Linked DNA regions of Homo sapiens: region 2 is linked to region 1. A link is a loop called in an ENCODE intact Hi-C map of the cell type or tissue named here. Cell type or tissue: Caco-2. All regions are shown on one strand. Each heading gives the region's core, and the rest is flanking DNA. Links, peaks and the distances in the headings are about the cores only.

Region 1 (9,109 bases), core at 349-8,348:
AAGGACAAAATCTGCTCTTCTAACAAATTTATTTGCAGGCTTCTGAATAATCTCTGGGGGCCCTGGGCATCTGCTCTACGTGTTTACATCTGGCTGTGTGCTCCCTGAATATTTCATTCAGTTAACAGTCATTTAGTGCCTACTATGTACAAGGCAATGAGGCTAAGCACTTGATATGCATTATCTCAATTCCCAAAATAACTCTTTGTGGTGGGTATAATCAATGTATTCACTTTATAGATGAGAAAACAAGGTTTAGAGGATCAAAGGGACTTAATCCAGATCCAAGGCTGGTAAATACTGGAGCAAAAATTCAAACTCAGATCAGTCTGGCCCCGTATCATTTTTTCTATACTTCCAATACAGTGTTTAAAAAGAAAACAACTTAGCTTGGACATAATTTACATACCATATATTTCCCCATTTAAAGTGTACATTTCAATACTTTTTAATATATTCACAAGTTTGTGCAGCCATCAAAACAGTCCATTTTAGAACTTTTTTTTTTTTTTTTTTGAGATGGAGTCTTGCTCTGTTGCCCAGGCTGGAGTGGAGTGGTGCGATCTTGGCTCACTGCAACCTCCGCCTCCCCAGTTCAAGTGATTCTCCTGCCTCAGCCTCCTGAGTAGCTGGGATTACAGGCACACACCACAATGCCCGGCTACTTCTTTTAATTATTATTTTTAGTAGAGATGGGGTTTCAGCATGTCTGTCAGGCTGGTCTCAAACTCCTGACTTCGTGATCCACCTGCCTCAGTCTCCCAAAGTGCTGGAATTACAGGCACGAGCCACCGTGCCAGGCCAGGACATTATTACCTCAAAAAAAGTTTGTATCCTTCAGCCATCCACCCATTTTCTCCTATTCCCCATCTTTCCTCAGCCCTAATCTAATTTCTGTCGCTATAGAGTTTCCTATTCTGGACTTTCATAGGAGTGGAATCAAATAGATGTGGTCTTTTGTGACTGGCTTCTTTAATTCAGCACAAGATTTCAAGGTTCATCAGTGTTGTGTTATAGTTCAGTTCTAATATCGCATTATATGGATATACAATTTTTTACTTATCTATTCATTCATCCACTGAGTTGTTTCCACCATTTGGCTATTATGAACAATGCTGCTATAAACACTCATGTGCAAGTTTCTGTGTGAACATGTGTTTTCATTTCTCTTGGGTATATGCCTAGAAGTGGAACTGCTGGATTATACGGTAAAATTCTATGTTCAATCATATGAGAAACTGACAGACTGCCTTCTAACACAGCTGCACTTCGCCATCAATGTATGAGGGCTTCAATTCCTCCACATCTTTGCCAGCACTTGTCGTTATGAACTTTTTGATTCTAGCTATCCTGATGGATGTAAAGTGGTATCTCAAGGTTTTGGTTTGCATTTTCCTGATGACTAATGCTGTCAAGCACCTTTTCATGTGTGTATTGGCCATTTGTATATCTTCTTTGGGGAAATGCCTATTAGATCATTTGCCTATTTGTAAATTAGGTTATTTGTCTGTTTATTCTTCAGTTGTGAAAGTTATTCATATATCCTGGATAAAAATACCTTATCACATATACAAATGCAAATAATTTCTCCCACCTGTGGATTATCTTTTTATTTCGTTTTAAAAACTATTTCAGGCAGGGCGCAGTGGCCCACACCCTTAATCCCAGCACTCTGGGAGGCCGAGGCAGGCGGATCTCCTGAGGTCGGGAGGTCAAGGCCAGCCTGACCAACATGGAGAAACCCCATCTCTACTAAAAATACAGAATCAGCCGGGCATTGTGGCACATGCCTGTAATCCCAGCTACTCAGGAGGCTGAGGCAGGAGACTTGCTTGAACCCGGGAGGCCAAGGTTCTAATCAGCCAAGATCACGCCATTGCACTCTAGCATGAGCAACAAGAACGAAATTCCATTTCAAAAAAAAAAAAATATATATATATATATATACATATATATATTTCAGTATTTTATTTTATTTTTACATTTTCTTCCTGTAAAAAAATAATTCAAACCTAGGGGTCTTCAAGGCTCAAGGGCAATATAGACCCTGGTGGGGACTGACCCCCGCTGCCAGAAAAGGATTTGATCAGAGTCTTCTTAGAGAGATCTTCGGTTTTTCACAGTTCCAGGATGGGGCAAGAGGTGGTAGTTTCAATCCACATTCCCAGATGGGCTCATCTGATGATGAGAAAACAGCCCTTCATGGAGCGTATGTATGCAGAGAGAACCACATGTTAAAAGCAACAGGCACACATAACTTTTAATTACAAATAATAAATGGTTCAGAAGCAAAACACTGCAGATCAGATGTAGCATGAAAGAGCTGGGAACTGGGAGGAAATGGACGTGACATTCCAGGCAGAGGGAGTGGTGTGTGAGAAGGTCTGAGATAGGAGGGAGCAAGTGTGATTCAGGGGCTGATGGCTTCTATTGAGGTCCAGTTTACATCCAGTACAATTCATCAGTTTAAAGTATATTAACAAAGTTTCCTTGTGTTTCTTAGAGAAAAATTTTAACTTTTCTACAACTGCATATTAGATTCATGTACTGTTTTTCTTCTTACATGGGAATGGGGGACTGTCTGGCCTGGTCTGTCATTTTTCTGATGATATCATGAGTCAAACCATGTCTCCCCTTTCTGTTTGCATCTTCCCCCTGGAACTTAAGTTGAGAGAGACACATGTTGATGTTCTCTGCTTATCTACTGTGTAGACACAGGTGGGTTTAGAGGCTGGACTGTGGGTAGCTATCTTCTGAAAGCTTAGTTTCTATGGTCTTTCTCTGAATTTGTTGAAAACATTTGCACTTCAGGTCAGTGTCCTGGGCTTATGCAGTGTTTTCCAGTGATGGTAGTGCCCCATTAATGTTCATATCTGTGAGTGTGTATTTTAGTTTCTGCAAGGCCCACCAACTTGGTAACCAGTATCATTTGTGTTACTATCTCTGGGAGCAGAGCCTAAAGAAAACAGCAGGCGGCTGGGCGTGGTGGCTCACGCCTGTAATCCCCATACTTTGGGAGGCCAAGGTGGGTGGATCATGAGGTCAGGAGTTCGAGACCAGCCTGGTCAGCATGGTGAAACAACATCTCTACTGAGAAACAGAAAATTAGCCAGGCATGGTGGTACACACCTGTAATCCCAGCTACTCAGGAGGCTGAGGCAGAAGAATCAATTGAACCCAGGAGGCGGAGGTTGCAGTGAGCTGAGATCATGTCACTGCACTCCAGCCTGGGAAATAGAACAAGACTCTGTCAAAAAAAAAAGAAAGAGAGAAAGAGAGAGAGAAAGAAAGAAAGAGAGAGAGAGAAAGAAAGAAAGAGAGAGAGAAAACAACATGCTCATTGCAAACCCTTCTGGGAGAATTTCTTGAGTAAGGATGAAGAGCTTTGCAGAAGCTACAAAGTTTGTTTCCTGAAACAAAAGGCAGAGCAGGGTATCTTGGCTGTTGTAAGGCTGAGATTTGAGTTCACTTGGAATCAAGCCATTCTTCACTCTTGAGATGCTTACTCAATGCAGATCAGCTCCCACTGCAGATATTAGAGAGACCAGTAATTACAATGGAATATTTGGAAATTTTTCTAACAGATGCCTAGCCACATCCTCACATTTCTTGGTGTGTGTAGCACCACTGTGGGAAAGAGCTGGTAACTTGGGTGAATTAATGGGACTCTTCTCCTTATATGTTAATTTGCAGAGGCTAGGGAGGGATGGAACCCACACATGGATTCCCAGCTTCCCAGTTGTGCTCCCAGGATATGATGCTGTTCTGCTTAAGACTCCTTTCAGAGTTCGCGCCTGAAGGTCCAGACCTGTGATGGCTGAGCTGAGCTGAGCAGGGCAGGGCAGGGTGGGTAACCCACGTATTTGGCCTCATAGTTGAAACCCAGTGTCAGCAGCCGATGGTTCTGGGGTATGTTGCCTCTGATGACAAAGCTGGTGGAGGCACGTGTGTTGGGGCCTTGAGACCACAGAGACCTACAGGGCAGGGGTGAAGCAGCTGCACTGCTTGACCCAAGTTGCACCTGGTGGCAGTGTCAGGAAGGATGGAGCAGACCTGGTAGTTTCTGCTCCCCAAGGTCTGGCTAGCTCTCATTCACTGAAGGACACAAAGAAAATATTACTAGCTACTGCAATAGTTTGTATTTACATATAACTCTTTTAGGGAAATATTTCAAATGTAATTAGCATTATAATGAATCAATACAGCAAGGGATTGAAATATTTGAAACATTTTTGAAATATTTCAAAGGTAATTAGCATTATAATGAATCAGTACAGCAAGGGATTGCGTAAAATGGGGTATAATTGAATTGAATTGTTGGAGTTGTATTCTTCAATCTATTGGCACCTGAAAAGGATGGGTTGATGATTTTTAAAATAGCTAGTTTTTAAGTAAAAGTTTTTAAAATGACTCAAATGTTGGTCCATCATATGGGTAGTAAATAGACTTAAGTCCATGACCAGTAGACCAAAAAAATATGAATGCACATTAGTGATGTTAAAAAGTCCAAATCACCCATTTAGTTCCAGTAGAATAACATTACCTAGCACATTAAATTAACTTGAATGTTATTGCTTTGTTTCTATTTCTATACTTTTAATTTTATTGTTTTGAGATAAGCATACGGTGTCTAGATTTTGTTTGTATGCCTTTGAGTAATGTGATAATAAAACAATTTAAGTCAAAATTGGGATTCAAAGGGCATGTTTGACTTTTAACAGGGGACTCATTCTCAGCCCCACACTAGTGTCTGCCACGCATAGTGTCAGTGACACCTAGTGGTTCAAGCAAGAACTGCAACTTCATTGAATGGTGGACGATTTCAATGACAAACAGGTTCTCCCTTAGATAAGCCTCTGGATTCCTCTGATGCGGTGTTGAAATGAGGGCCTACCAGTCCCTGGTGTCTCCCATATTGGCCTGTTCCACGCTGTAGCTCTTCAGCTATTTGAAGCGACTTTATGGAGGAGGGAATGACACTTTGTATACTAGGAACAAAATGTAGATACAAATGATGACTTTTAGAAGGAGAAAGTTTTCAGGAAGGCATTTCTAACAGTTAGAGTGGTTCAACAATGTACAGCACGAGAGCCACTAAGCCATGATTTTAGGATCACTTGGCAGCCTACTAGGCTCACTCACTAGCTAAGCCATCTACAATACACCAACCTCAGAGAATACACAATGCAATGTTTTTGTATTTGTAAATTTATGAATTGCTACATGCTACAGAACTTCAGGCAATTTATGAAAGGTCAAATCCACTGATTACAGAATTCTAAAGGTCATGATGGTCTTTCCAATGCTCTGTCCTCAGCAGCCTGTGCCTGACCCATTCCCATTACCATGCCTGCTTTCCCACCCAAGCTCAAGGCCATCCTGGAAAATGTTGCTTGCAGCATCATAGAGGCACCAACACCTCTGAACTCTCATAATTGTCTTTCTGAATCCTGGGATTGGGGACAGGGAGAGGAAGAGGGTAGAAGTGAAAATAAACCGAGCTTGCAGCACCTTCAGCACTAATCATGAGGTCTGCTGCTTTCTAACTGCTTCCCCACAGTTGTTTGGTGCCTATGGCCTCAGAATCATGTAGATCCTCTTTTAAGATTATAGTTCCTATCAACTGTTCTATAAATAACAACTTGAAATGTTATGTTTTCCCTTTGAGATATTCCCTCAGGTCTTGCATACTGATTAAACTACTGACTCAGTGGGTCTGAATGATCCCAGGAGCAGCTGACTCACCAAAATATGCAGTTTCCAATTGCTGATTATTTCTTCCCCCTTACCCCAACCAATCAACAACCCCAATTTTCTGGCATCTCACCCTCCACGATATCCTTAAAAACCCCAGCCCAGAACTTCTCAGGGAGATGGATTTGAGGATCTTCTTCTATCTTCTCACTCAGTGCCCTGTGATCACTAAACTCTTTCTCTGCTGCAAACCCTGCTGACCTAGTGTAAGTGGTCTGTTACTGCACAGCGGTCATAGAAACCTATTGGCCCTATAACAGTAGGTACCATTAATATATTCATATTTCCATTTTAGAAAGATGTGAAACTACTTTTCATAAGTTGTCCAGGCACACCCAGTTAGAAAGTGACAGAGCTGGGCGTCTGTCTGCAGACCTTGCACACTCAACTTCTGTTCTTGGAATGTGTCTCCATATGGTGGTCACTGTTAAGACCCACAAATCTGTCATCATTCCTAGGCCACATGAAGCCCTTCCAATCTTTGCAGGATTTTAGACCCACCTGTGTCTCCGGACGGACCATCCCTGCCTCCAAATGGAATGCCTGGAATTTCATTCATTTGTGCTCTGCCATGTTGCCAGAGTTTCCCCAAATGGGGCCAAATGTCAGCATGCTCTCAGGAAAAGGATGCAGTGTCACAAAGAAACTCCTGTCAAGTTTAGGCAGGTCACACAAGAGCAGGAAATCAAACATGAAGAGGATGGTCAGGGCCCCCAGTACAACATGCCCAGAGAACAGAACCTGCCACAAACAGCTCAGGTCCAGGGCCTATGGCATGGAGACCACGAAGCCAGGCACCTGATTCTAAGGAAAGGCCTCGAATCATGGCTGAGAATCAAAATGCAGAAACCATATGCATCTGATCTTTCCCAAATCTGGGAAGACTGGAGTCCAGAGGCCTCATGATCCCCTTAATTTATTAGGCTACCTCCTTCATTTAATGAGAACTGTCTTGTTAACCCCATTCTCAGGTCTGTAGAACCATGAGAGTTTTTGTTTTTAAATATCTTGTTTGAACACAAGTTCTTCTTATCTCAGGATCCCCATAAATCTCCTCTTTGTAAATAGGACTTTGGTCACCATCATACTTGGGATGAATATCTCATAATCTCTTAACTGCATTTTACCCATGACCTTACTAATTTTATCCCATTTGCTTGAAACAACTTTTTGTTGCCATCACTTTTCTTCCTGGCCTCTGTGGATTTTTCCTGAAGGCATCACAGTTGAAAGGCTTCACCCTTCTGAGGATGTTTGTGGATGCTGACCCTGTGTTCTCATTGAGTTTGCTCTGTGGATCGAACTCCTGAGCCTCCAACTGCAGATATTATGACACGTTAAGTACAAGGCCACCTTTGACTCTTTCATCGTCATGAAGGTGCAATTCTTTCCCTACCTGTTTGCAATTTGGAGCACATCTATTCTTTTCCCTAAGGCAGTGACTCTCAAACTCTAGGAAGCAACAGGATCACCTGAAACGCCCGTTGAACCATAGATTGCTGGGCCCCACCCATAGAGAAGAAGAAAACAGAGAGGAGGAGGGGATAGGAGGAGAGGGGAGAAGAGAAAAGAAATGACTAGAGTTATTGCATGTCATAGGGTCAGTGGTGAAATATGTATTTATTGTCTGTCAGTGGCAAAAGCTTTCAGGACTTCTGTCACCTCTCTGCTAAGAGTTCCTCCAGCCTCTGCTTGGTTAATTCCAGGGAAGGAGAAACCCACTGCTTCCCAGGATAGCACCTTAAGCCTTGGGGAGCTGAAACAAGTCACACGCCATGTGGGGGCAGGAGTGACAACCAGGAAGTCAGAGTTATCTCTGACCACAACTCCTTCTCTTATTTCCCTTGGTTGTGAACCTCTTTTTCTACCATGATCTCTGGCAGCCACTGGTATGTTTGCTGTCCCCATAGTTTTGTCTTGTAAGAGTGTCATCAACATGGAATCACACAGTTTGCAGTCTTTTGAGAATAGCTTCTTTTGCTTGGAATAATGCATTTGAGAGTCATCCATGTGAGAGAGGCAGGTGGCAGGGGGCTCCCCAGAAATACTCTAACCAGCCTGCACACTGGGGTGGAGCCACAGAAATTTGCACTCTTTGCAGTGGGGAGGACTCGGGCCTCTCCTCTTCCTGTGTGGAACCTGGGATTTGAAAAGTGGGAGGGAAATGCTCCAGCAGGGACTCTCACCTTCCAAGAGTTCTTCCTTGCCCCTTCCTTTTCACCCACCACAACCCTGTCTTACTCACCATTTAAATTGTCTGCAAGCCTGAATTTTCATGGCTGTGGGAGAAAGAACCTTGTTTTTAGCTGAACTAAGGAAAAGTTCTGCAACATTTTTGGCACCCAACGTTTGGCTAGAGAAGCAGTGAATGAAATGGGGACTCAAAACCTCTCGCTGTTGCTCCTAAGCCTTTTCATCCTCAGACTCCTGAGAGTAGATAAAACCATGCCCCCAACCCCCTTAGCTCCTGGGACTTTTAGTAGCATTTTCCTTCCTTTTTCAGGACCCACTGGTGAGCAGCAGCTCCCCACTGCTCTCCCCTCCCTGCCAGGGCTGGGATGCATGGCCCAAGGGTCTCACAGAGCCAGCTGGCTGGCATTTTCCACCACAAGCCACTGGAGCCTTCTCCTTCTCTGGTCAAGGGGTTCAGCTCCATTGGACAGTAATTAAGCTTTTCTCTTGGTAGAGGAACCCCTTGCCTAAGAATAAGAGATTCTTCCCCAGGCATTTTTAAACTATTCTCTTTTTTACCCTCTTCTCTACCCTGTCAGCAGTTAAGTTTTAAGCAAGATTTTTGTTTTTGTTTTTTGGGTTTTTTTTAGAAGACGTTTTACTAGGCCAAGCCCCACAACTATCACTGTTTGTACTCTCCATAAAGTTTTTCATTGTGAAAAAGAATCTCGTAGGGACTGGGTTTTCTTCTGCCTGTCTGTGTGTGTTATTATGTGTAATGTCTGTAAAAAGAGCTCTAATTAATTTGGCCTAAAGAAAGACCAGTACTTGAATCAAGTATTTTTTTAACGGAAGTTAAAAAGCTGCACTACACTCAAATCGTAGCAAGGATAACTATAGCCACCAGTTATCTAGGTGTGTCACAAGCCATCTTTTTCTCTTCCTTGTTGGAGAAGGACTCAGTTCCAGAGTCTCACTTTAACATTCGGCTTATGAGAAGGAGTCCATGCAAGCCCCTGAGACATATTTTTGTCCCAAACTCAATTCCAGGCTTCGGGTCAATGTTCTAAGAAAGAGAACTGGATCTAAGGGATCCAGAGGCAGGCAACTACAAGGCCAAAAGGCAGAGCACAGATGAGTGTGGCTGATTCCTGCCAATTAAGCCAACCCCAAGCTTCCTATT
Region 2 (9,109 bases), core at 910-8,909, 71 kb before region 1:
CCACTTTGGCGGCGCTTGAGGAGCCCCTCAGCCCGCCGCTGCACTGTGGGAGCCCCTTTCTGGGCTGGCCAAGGCCGGAGCCGGCTCCCTCAGCTTGCAGGGAGGTGTGGAGGGAGAGGCGCGAGCGGCAACCGGGGCTGCACGGGGCGCTTGCGGGCCAGCTGGATTTCCGGGTGGGCGTGGGCTTGGCGAGCCCCGCACTCGGAGCGGCGGCTGGCCCTGCCGCCCTGGGCAATGAGGAGCTTAGCACCCGGGCCAGCGGCTGCGGAGGGTGTGCTGGGTCCCCCAGCAGTGCCGGCCCACAGCCGCTGCGCTCAATTTCTCGCCGGGCCTTAGCTGCCTTCCCGCGGGGCAGGGCTGGGGACCTGAAGCCGGCCATGCCTGAGCCTCCCCCCACTCCGTGGGCTCCTGTGCAGCCCCAGCCTCCCAGATGAGTGCAGCCCCCTGCTCCATGGCGCCCAGTCCCATCAACCACCCAAGGGCTGAGGAGTGTGGGCGCATGGCGCGGGACTGGCAGGCAGCTCCACCTGTAGCCCCCGTGGGAGATCCACTGGGTGAAGCCAGCTGGGCTCCTGACTGGTCGGGACTTGGAGAACCTTTATGTCTAGCTAGGGGATTGTAAATACACCAATTGGCACTCTGTATCTAGCTCAAGGTTTGTAAACACACCAATCAGCACCCTGTGTCTAGCTCAGGGTTTGTGAATGCACCAATCGACACTCTGTATCTAGCTACTCTGGTGGGGACTTGGAGAACCTTTGTGTCTACACTCTGTATCTAGCTAATCTAGTGGGGACTTGGAGAACCTTTGTGTCTAGCTCAGGGATTGTAAACGCATCAATCAGCACCCTGTCAAAACAGACCCCTGGGCTCTCTGTAAAATGGACCAATCAGCACGATGTGGGTGTGGCCAGATAAGAGAATAAAAGCAGGCTGCGCGAGCCAGCAGTGGTAACCTGGTAGGGTTCCCTTCCACGGTGCGGAAGGTTTGTTCTGTTGCTCTTTGGGTCCACACTGCCTTTATAAAGTGTAATACTCACCGCGAAGGTCTGCAGCTTCACTCGTGAAGCCAGCGAGACCACAAACCCACCAGGAGGAAGGAGCAACTCCAGACGCGCCGCCTTAAGAGCTGTAACACTCACCGCCAAGGTCCTCAGCTTCACTCCTGAGCCAGCAAGACCATGAACCCACCAGAAGGAAGAAACTCCGAACACATCCGAACATCAGAAGGAACAAACTTAAGACACGCCACTTTTAAGAGCTGTAATACTCACCGCAAGGGTCCGCGGCTTCATTCTTGAAGTCAGTGAGACCAAGAACCCACCAATTCCGGACACAATAGCTACATCTCGAATTATTTAGCAAAATACCATAACTTCTAGTCTTGTGGCTTTAGGCAGTCTAGTTCACAGGGGTGAAGGAGGTTTGTTTTGTTATCATCTTTGTTTCAAAGCTAAACTATAAACTACCTTAATAAGAATAGCTTGGAGGTCAGAAGCAAGAAGTCTTTTTCACTGTCTCAGTAATACTTTTGCAATGGCAGTTTTATAACATTAAATAACAACTATCACAGTTTTCCTGAATAATCTAGGTAAACAAATAATTAGGTAAATGTAATGGGATAAATACTTATAGACAAACTTGTCATAATCTGAAATCTAAAGTTACATTAAGTTAAACAATAGATATTATTTGGGTATTTTCCAATAAAAATATAGGAAAACATTCTTTATAAAAACTATCCTTTTAAAGGGTAAATACTTTTTGTCGAATTCAAAGCTTATTTAGTTATACATAAAACAAGGTAAAGGGAACCAGAAAATATGAGAGATATAAAGTTATAAAAACAGTTATTTTTGGTAAAAAGCTTGAAGAAAAATGACTTTACATAAAAGAGAATCTTGTATGGGAAATTTAGTCCTAGAATAAAATGACTGGTTGTTTTAGAAAGAGGTATGGTTAGAAAGAGGGATGAAAGTCCTGAAAGAATTTATGAAAGGGAATTTATACAAAAACATTGTACCATTTAAAGGTAATTAGGCCTCCTAAATGCTTCATAAAAGGCAACTATGACTCTTAACTGTACAACTTGTCTGCTTTACAGCTAGGTAAGGCCTGGGACACATGGAGTTAGATGCTAGAAAAAGTCAAACCTTATCTGCACTTCTGTCTAGGTCCTAGGCCCCACACCTGTTACATAATTAAAATCCCAAACTTACCAAAGTTTTCACTAGAAGTAAAATTTGCTAAGAGCTAACAGTGTAACATGTATTTGAGACTACTGAAGAGACAATTTTACATGCAAGTTGTGTAAAAAAATATACTTTTGGTAAAAAAAAGATTATAATAATGCGTGAGAATGTCGATTTTTTTGTCTAAAAGATTAAAGGATTGTTTTAAATAAAATAAAGCTGAAGGTTTAAGCAAGTTGTGGAAGGTTTATGAGAAAATTAATTGTAAAATAAATTGTGTGTGAACATATTGGCTAAATTTAAAGGGATATTACCCAGCTTTTCTGTAAATTGAACACTGAAATAAAAGCACAACAGGTTTCTCTTAGAACACTAAACTCCTCTTCAACAAAAATAGTAAAAGATTATAAAAGGTTTATGAGAATCTTACCTTATGATCAAACATTAAAATTGGGTAGATATGTCTATAAGGTTTTATTAAGAATTGGGTTTAACATTAATAGTACACTAATGTAAAGGTGAATTTTCACTTATGTGGTACAAAAATCATACAAAAAGCATTGTCAAATATAAAATGGTGTTTGGCTTACTTTGGGTTATATTTGTATAAATATGTTACTGGTATGTGTACCAAAGTTATGGGAAACTCCTATAATTCTGATATCTCAGTGTACATTATCAGTAATAATTATAATTTTTATGTTAAATTATTGTGTGTCACAGAGGTAACAGATTGTCAACTGTGTCTTTGACTATGGCCACCCTAAGACTTTTTGTCACCCATCAACAATTGTTGTCTTGTTTTGGTCCTCTTTAGAAGCTGGTTTTATAATCAACTATAAAGCTCTAACAGGTGCTCTTGAATGCAGGTTTCTTATCACTTTGGAGATTGTGACATCAGAATAGAGGAAAAATGTTCAGGACCCTTGGAGAGATAAAATGTTCATTAATATGAAGCAGGACAGGAATTAACTGCATGAGCTGAACGAATGGGAGACTGAAATAATCTTTTTGACTTTTTGCTTAAAACGTTGCTGTTTTGCTTTTAGAGTAAAAAAACCTTTTACACTCTTGACAGCTTTTAACAATTATGTAAAGTGGACCCTTAGGAACAATATTTGGAGCTTTTTTTTATCTCTACTTGATTTCTCCAGAATTTGTAAACTATTATGAATATGCTTAACTTATGGCAATATAGTTACTTGCATAAGTGCCATAAGAACCTGTTTACATTTATAACAGGACACAATTGGAAAAACGGGTTATTTTTACCAAGGCTTTGACGGGAATGATGTGCTTTTCTTTAAGGAATCAAACTGGACTTATAGAGCCAATAAAAGCCCATTGGGAAAGCCTCATACCTTGTCTACACAGTCCATGTACAAGGTTCCTGATTTGTGTAAGTAAAGAATGTCACTTTCTGACAGGCCAGGAGCCCCAAGTTATCTTAGAATTTCAAGAGGAGAGGAATTCACCCAACTCATAGATATTTGATGGTACAAATCCATGGCTAGGCTTGGCCTTAAAAGGTCTCATCTTAGATTCCTTCCATGGAACAAAGTTCCATCAAAGCCAATTTAAAAGGCTTATGTGAAAAATAATTATTCTTGCTGCACTTTACTCAAACAATCTGACCAATTATAATAAAGCAAATCAGGCCTACCATAATTTGTCTTTAGTAACAATTGGAAATTTGAGAGTAAAATAATGTTTCAAAAACTATAGTACACTAACCTTTGTTAGATTCTCATCTTGCCTAATGTTTTCTCAATTTTTATTATTTTGTGCAGTTTGGATTAAATTCTAATTTTCCTGGCTACAAATCTCCAAAAAGTGCTTTCAGTTTTTGTCTTTTTCTTTTTTTTTTTGTTCCCATTTTTCCTAATTGGAAATCACTGCAGCCTAAGCTGTGCCTTCTTAAAGCCCTGAAAACTGAAGACTAGATAACTTAAACTTCAGAAGAAAACAGCAGCAATCTACTTATATGTGTTGCTGTTGCATACTGTTATGTTTCAGCAGATGCTGCTCCTAAGCCCCCAAAATAGAGAGTACAACTGGCAACAAATTGACCTTTTCCACTCCAATGCTGCATTCGGTGCCCCATAACAATTACCCCCTCTCAGCAGGAAGTAGCTAGAAACATTATGATGCCCCATCTCCCTATGATTCTTATGATAAATAAATATACAAGCATGATAGAAATCATGCGCAAATTGACAGTGGAGATTATGGCAGGCCAGGTCTCCCTAATGTAGGCCTCCATAACAACTGTTTTAGTACTGACTGGTTAAGTTAATTATTAAAAGCTGAAAGAGTCAGTGCCCTTATACAAAGACTGGAATGTAACAAAAGGTCACCAAGAGTTTTGCCTAGGCCTTTCCTGGGCCTTGAAGCCTGACAAGATAATGAAGGAATTCTTAACAGGACCCATTTAGGATTAAACAGGTTTCATCTGAAGAAAGTCCCCAGGCCTCTACAAACAAGTTTATTGGGGGTCTGAAGAAACTCCTCAAAGCTCCATGTCTTAGCAGGAGATGAAGTAAGTGTAATCACTCCACATCTGCTTCCATTTAGATTAAGAAAATTTACTGAGGCTCCAGAGGAAGGTCTTCAGGACTCAGATCTTAGTTATAGATTAGAAGAAGTCAATCACTTATGTCTTTAAATGAATGGACATTTACATGTAGACATGTAGTTCAGAAGGTATATAAGCTCTGGAAAACTTTGTAATTTTGAGTTGGTCTGGGGATAATTTCCAGACCTTCTGCCTGTACCGGGTTACAGAAATAAACATCCTCCTTTCCCAGTCCATCTGCATCTCATTATTTGGCTGTGAGAATAAGCAGCCTGACCCTCAGTTTGGTCTTGGGGCAGGTGTGCTGTTCAGGTTCTGATGTCTTTGGAGAACGAAAAGACAAGGGCACTCCTTTATGATGTACAAATGCAGCATATTTGGTTGGAAATGGCCCTTTGGTGGTGAGGAGGCTGGGAATCCTGAGCCAGGGCAGTCTTGGCTGCATTAAGGGCACATTTACCAGGGAGGTGAGGCCACCTTTGCTTCATTGGCAGGAAAGGTAAGAGAGCCTGCAGTGTCCCTGCATCTGCTGCAGGGAGCTGGAGAAGAAAGTTGCTGCCATTATGAGTTCTATGAGTTCTAGACAGACATAGGGAAAGTAGATACAGCATGAGGAAAAGGAGTTTAGGTGTCATTGATGAGTTAAGAGGAAACTAGTTTGTTTTACAGTGTGATGATAGGAAGGCAATGTTAGAAAAATGGATAAAATTTTACGTTATGTGATATGGTTTTGCTGTGTCCCTACCCATATGTCATCATGAGAGGGACCCATTGGGAGGTAATGGAATCATGGGGGTGGTTACCCCCATGCTGTTCTTATGATAGTGAGTGAGTTCTCACAAGATCTGATGGTTTTATCAGGGGCTTTTTTCCACTTTGCTCAGCACTTCTCCTTCTTTCCTCCTTGTGAAGTAGGTGCCTTTCTTTCCCATCACCTTTTGTCATGATTGTAAGTTTCCTGAGGCTTTCCCAGCTATGCAAAACTGTGAGTCAACTAAACCTCTTTTCTTTATAAATTACTCAGTCTCAGGTACTTCTTCATAGCAGTATGAGAAAAAACTAATATAGTCAGTTGGCATTGAGGGAATGTGGCACTGCTATAAGGATACGGAAAAATGTGGAAGTGACTTTGGTACTGGATAACAGGCAGAGGTTGGAACAGTTTGGGAGGCTCAGAAGAAGATGGAAAAATGGGGAAAAGTTTGGAACTTCCTAAAGACTTGTTGAATGGCTTTGACCAAAATGCTGATAGTGATATGGACAATAAAGTCCAGGTTGAAGTGGTCTCAGATGGAGATGAGGAACTTGTTGGGAACTGGAATAAAGGTCACTTTTGCAATGCTTTAGCAGAGACTGGTGGCATTTTGCCCCTCCCCAGAGATCTTTGAAACTTTGAATTTGAGAGAGATGATTTATGGTATCTCCCAGAAGAAATTTTTTAGGTGGCAAAGTCTTCAACGGGAAGCATGGCATAAAAATTTGAAAAATTTGCAGTCTGGTGATATGACAGAAAAGAAAAATCCATTTTCTAAGGAGAAACTCAAGCCAACTGCAGAAATTTGCATAAGTAATAAAGAGCTAAATGTTAATCACCAAAACAATGAGGAAAATGCCTCCAGGGCATGTCAGAGGCCTTCAAGGCAGACCCTCCCATCACAAACATGGAGACCTAGGAGAAAAAAGTTTCCTGGGCCAAGCCCTGGGCACCCCTGCTCTGCGCAGCCTTGGAATATGGTGCCCTGCATCCCAGCCACTCCAGCTGTGGCTAAAAAGGGCCAGGGTACAGCTCAGACCCTTGTTTCAGAGGGCACAAGCCCCAAGCCTTGGTAGCTTCAACGTGGTGTTGCACCTGCAAGTGTACAGAAGACAAGAATTGAGTTTTGGGAACCTCCACCTAGATTTCACAGGATGTATGAAAATGCCTGGATGTTCAGGCAGAAGTCTGCTGCAGGGTTTCAGACCTCATGAAGAACCTCTGCTAGGGCAGTGCAAAAGAGAAATGTGGGGTTGGAGCCCCCACACAGAGTCACCACTGGAGCAGTGCCTAGTGGAGCTGTGAGAAGACAGCCCCCATCCTACAGACCCCATAATGGTAGATCCACCGACAACTTGAGCTGAGTGCCTGGAAAAGCCACAGACACTCAATGCCAGCTGTGAAAGGAAGTGAGAGTGAGATTGTACCCTGCAAAGCTACACGAATGGAGCTACCCAAGGCTGCAAGAGCTCACCTCTTGCATCAGTGTGACCTGGATAGGAGACATGGAGTTAAAGGAGATCATTTTTGAACTTTATTGTTTAATGACTGCCCTATTGGATTTTGAACTTCCATGTGGCCCGTAGCCCCTTTGTTTTGGCCTATTTCTCCAATTTGAAATGGGTGTATTTACCCGATGCCTGTACCCACTTTGTATTTAGGAAGTAACTACTTCTTTTTGACTTTACAGGCTCACAGGCACAAGGGACTTGCCTTGTATCAGATGAAACTTTGGACTTGGACTTTTGGGTTGATGCTGGAATGAGCTAAGACTTTCCAGGACTATTGAAAAGGCATGACTGTGTTTTGAAATGTGAGGACATGAGAATTGAGAGAAGCCAGAGGCAGAATTATATGGTTTGGCTGTGACCCCACCCAAACGTCATCTTGAATTGGAGTTTCCATAATCCCCACATGTCATAGGAGAAACCTGGTGGAAGGTAATTGAATGATGGGGGCAGTTATGCCCATGCTGTTCTTGTGATAGTGAATGAGTTTTCACAAGATCTGATGGTTCTATTAGGAGCTTTTTCCCCTTTCCTCAGCACTTCTTTTTTCTGCTGCCTTGTGAGGAAGGTGCCTTCCTTCCCCATCACCTTCTGCCATGATTGTAAGTTTCCTGAGGCTTTCCCAGCCATGTGGAACTGTGAGTCAATTAAACTTCTTTTCCTTATAAATTACACACTTTTGGGTATTTCTTTGTAGCAGAGTAAGAACCAACTGGATACATTATATGTAAAAGTTTTTAACTTTATATTATTTAAATACATTTTTAACTCCACCTTTATTACTACCACAAACTGCCTGGCTTGTTTTTCCTTCCTCTTCAGGATTAGCATTTCTGTAGATCAGAGAGCTCTTGCAGCCTTGCTTAGAGAGGTGTCCTATTACTGGTGAATTGCTTTAAGCCTCTAAAGAATTGCTAGTTTCTGTGCCAACAAATATGTTTTAAAGCTTGGCAGAAGATAGAAAGGTTTATTGTGTCTTGGAAAATTGACAAACCACAGAAAGATGAAATAAAGTCTCATCAAATTTTCTGGGTCATTGTGCCCAGATTTATGGTCATGCATTATTTTGACTGTTTCAGTGTGGATGTTTGGGAATGAGATTAACATTTAAATCAATAGACTGAATAGAGCAGATTGTCCTTCATAATGTTGGGAGGCCTCATTCAGTCAACTGAAGCCCTTGATAGAACAAAAGGCTGACCACCCTGAGCAAGAAAACTTCCCTAGGAGATTGCCTTCAGACTTTATCTGCAACACTGCCCCTTCCTGGTTTTCTAGCACTCTGCCTTTAGACTCAAACTTCAAGTATTTCCTGATTCTCCAGCCTCATGGCCTCCCATAACATATTTTGAATTCACCAAGCCTCCACAGTCACATGAGCCAATTCTGAAAATGTGGTTTGTGTGTGTGTGTGTGTGTATACTATCGGTTCTGTTTCTCTAGAAAACCTGACTACCAATACAAGGATTTCTTAAAATCTAGGAATGGGTCACTGGAAGGAAATTCACCAGGAGTCCTACTTCCTCCTGCACTTCTAACACCCCTACCAAGTGGCTGTGCCTGTGTATATATATATGCTTCACCACTGACAGGAATCTCACTGTGTCCCAAAGCTTCTATTCCTTTTTTGGATGACTCAAACTATAGAAAGCTCTTTTAATATAATGAGTCCAAACCTGCCATCCTGTATCTTCCTCAACTGATATTAGTTTTTATCTGGAGGTCAATCCTTACGAATATGACTCCTCATTTATGCAATGGCTATTCAGAGCCGAGTAGAGGTAAGTACCTGATTTGTCTCCTTCTGCAGTTTTTTGGCACATGTACCAACTATGGTGTCTCTGGATCTCCCCACCTCTTATGGTCTTGGGGGCTGGGAAGGTTGGATATTTCTGGAGATGGTGAGCAACAACACACTGCACCCCCAATCTCCTGGGAAAGAAGTGTCCTCAGAACTGGGCACACTCATATTTTGGCATTATGTTAAGCCCAACAGACTCCTCCAAAATCTGAGGTGACAGTTTTCTGGTCCTTGAAGTTTCTGACCACACAGATAAGGCTGGCATTGAGCTGCATCAAC

The links. Hi-C counts contacts between places; a loop is a spot of excess contacts. Peaks named below come from ENCODE experiments on the same cell type or tissue, not always from the same donor. Only the 100,000 strongest peaks of a DNase experiment are listed, where the experiment ranks them.
Region 2: a loop joins it to region 1, with 6 times the contacts of the local background. A loop is called at or near these places in 2 of 110 quality-filtered maps.

What each region holds. Positions count from the first base shown.
Region 1 is chr1:157,365,769-157,374,877 of GRCh38, reverse strand. No RefSeq gene overlaps it. Among named protein-coding and RNA genes, the nearest start is that of LINC02772, 95 kb to the right of the region's middle. RefSeq lists a silencer at 4,766-4,835. In Caco-2, for the core only: a CTCF peak has its summit at 4,789 (motif pointing left); DNase peaks (open chromatin) are centred at 4,827, 7,047 and 7,497.
Region 2 is chr1:157,437,667-157,446,775 of GRCh38, reverse strand. No RefSeq gene overlaps it. Among named protein-coding and RNA genes, the nearest start is that of FCRL5, 110 kb to the left of the region's middle. In Caco-2, for the core only: no CTCF peak of the experiment used is centred there; a DNase peak (open chromatin) is centred at 4,565.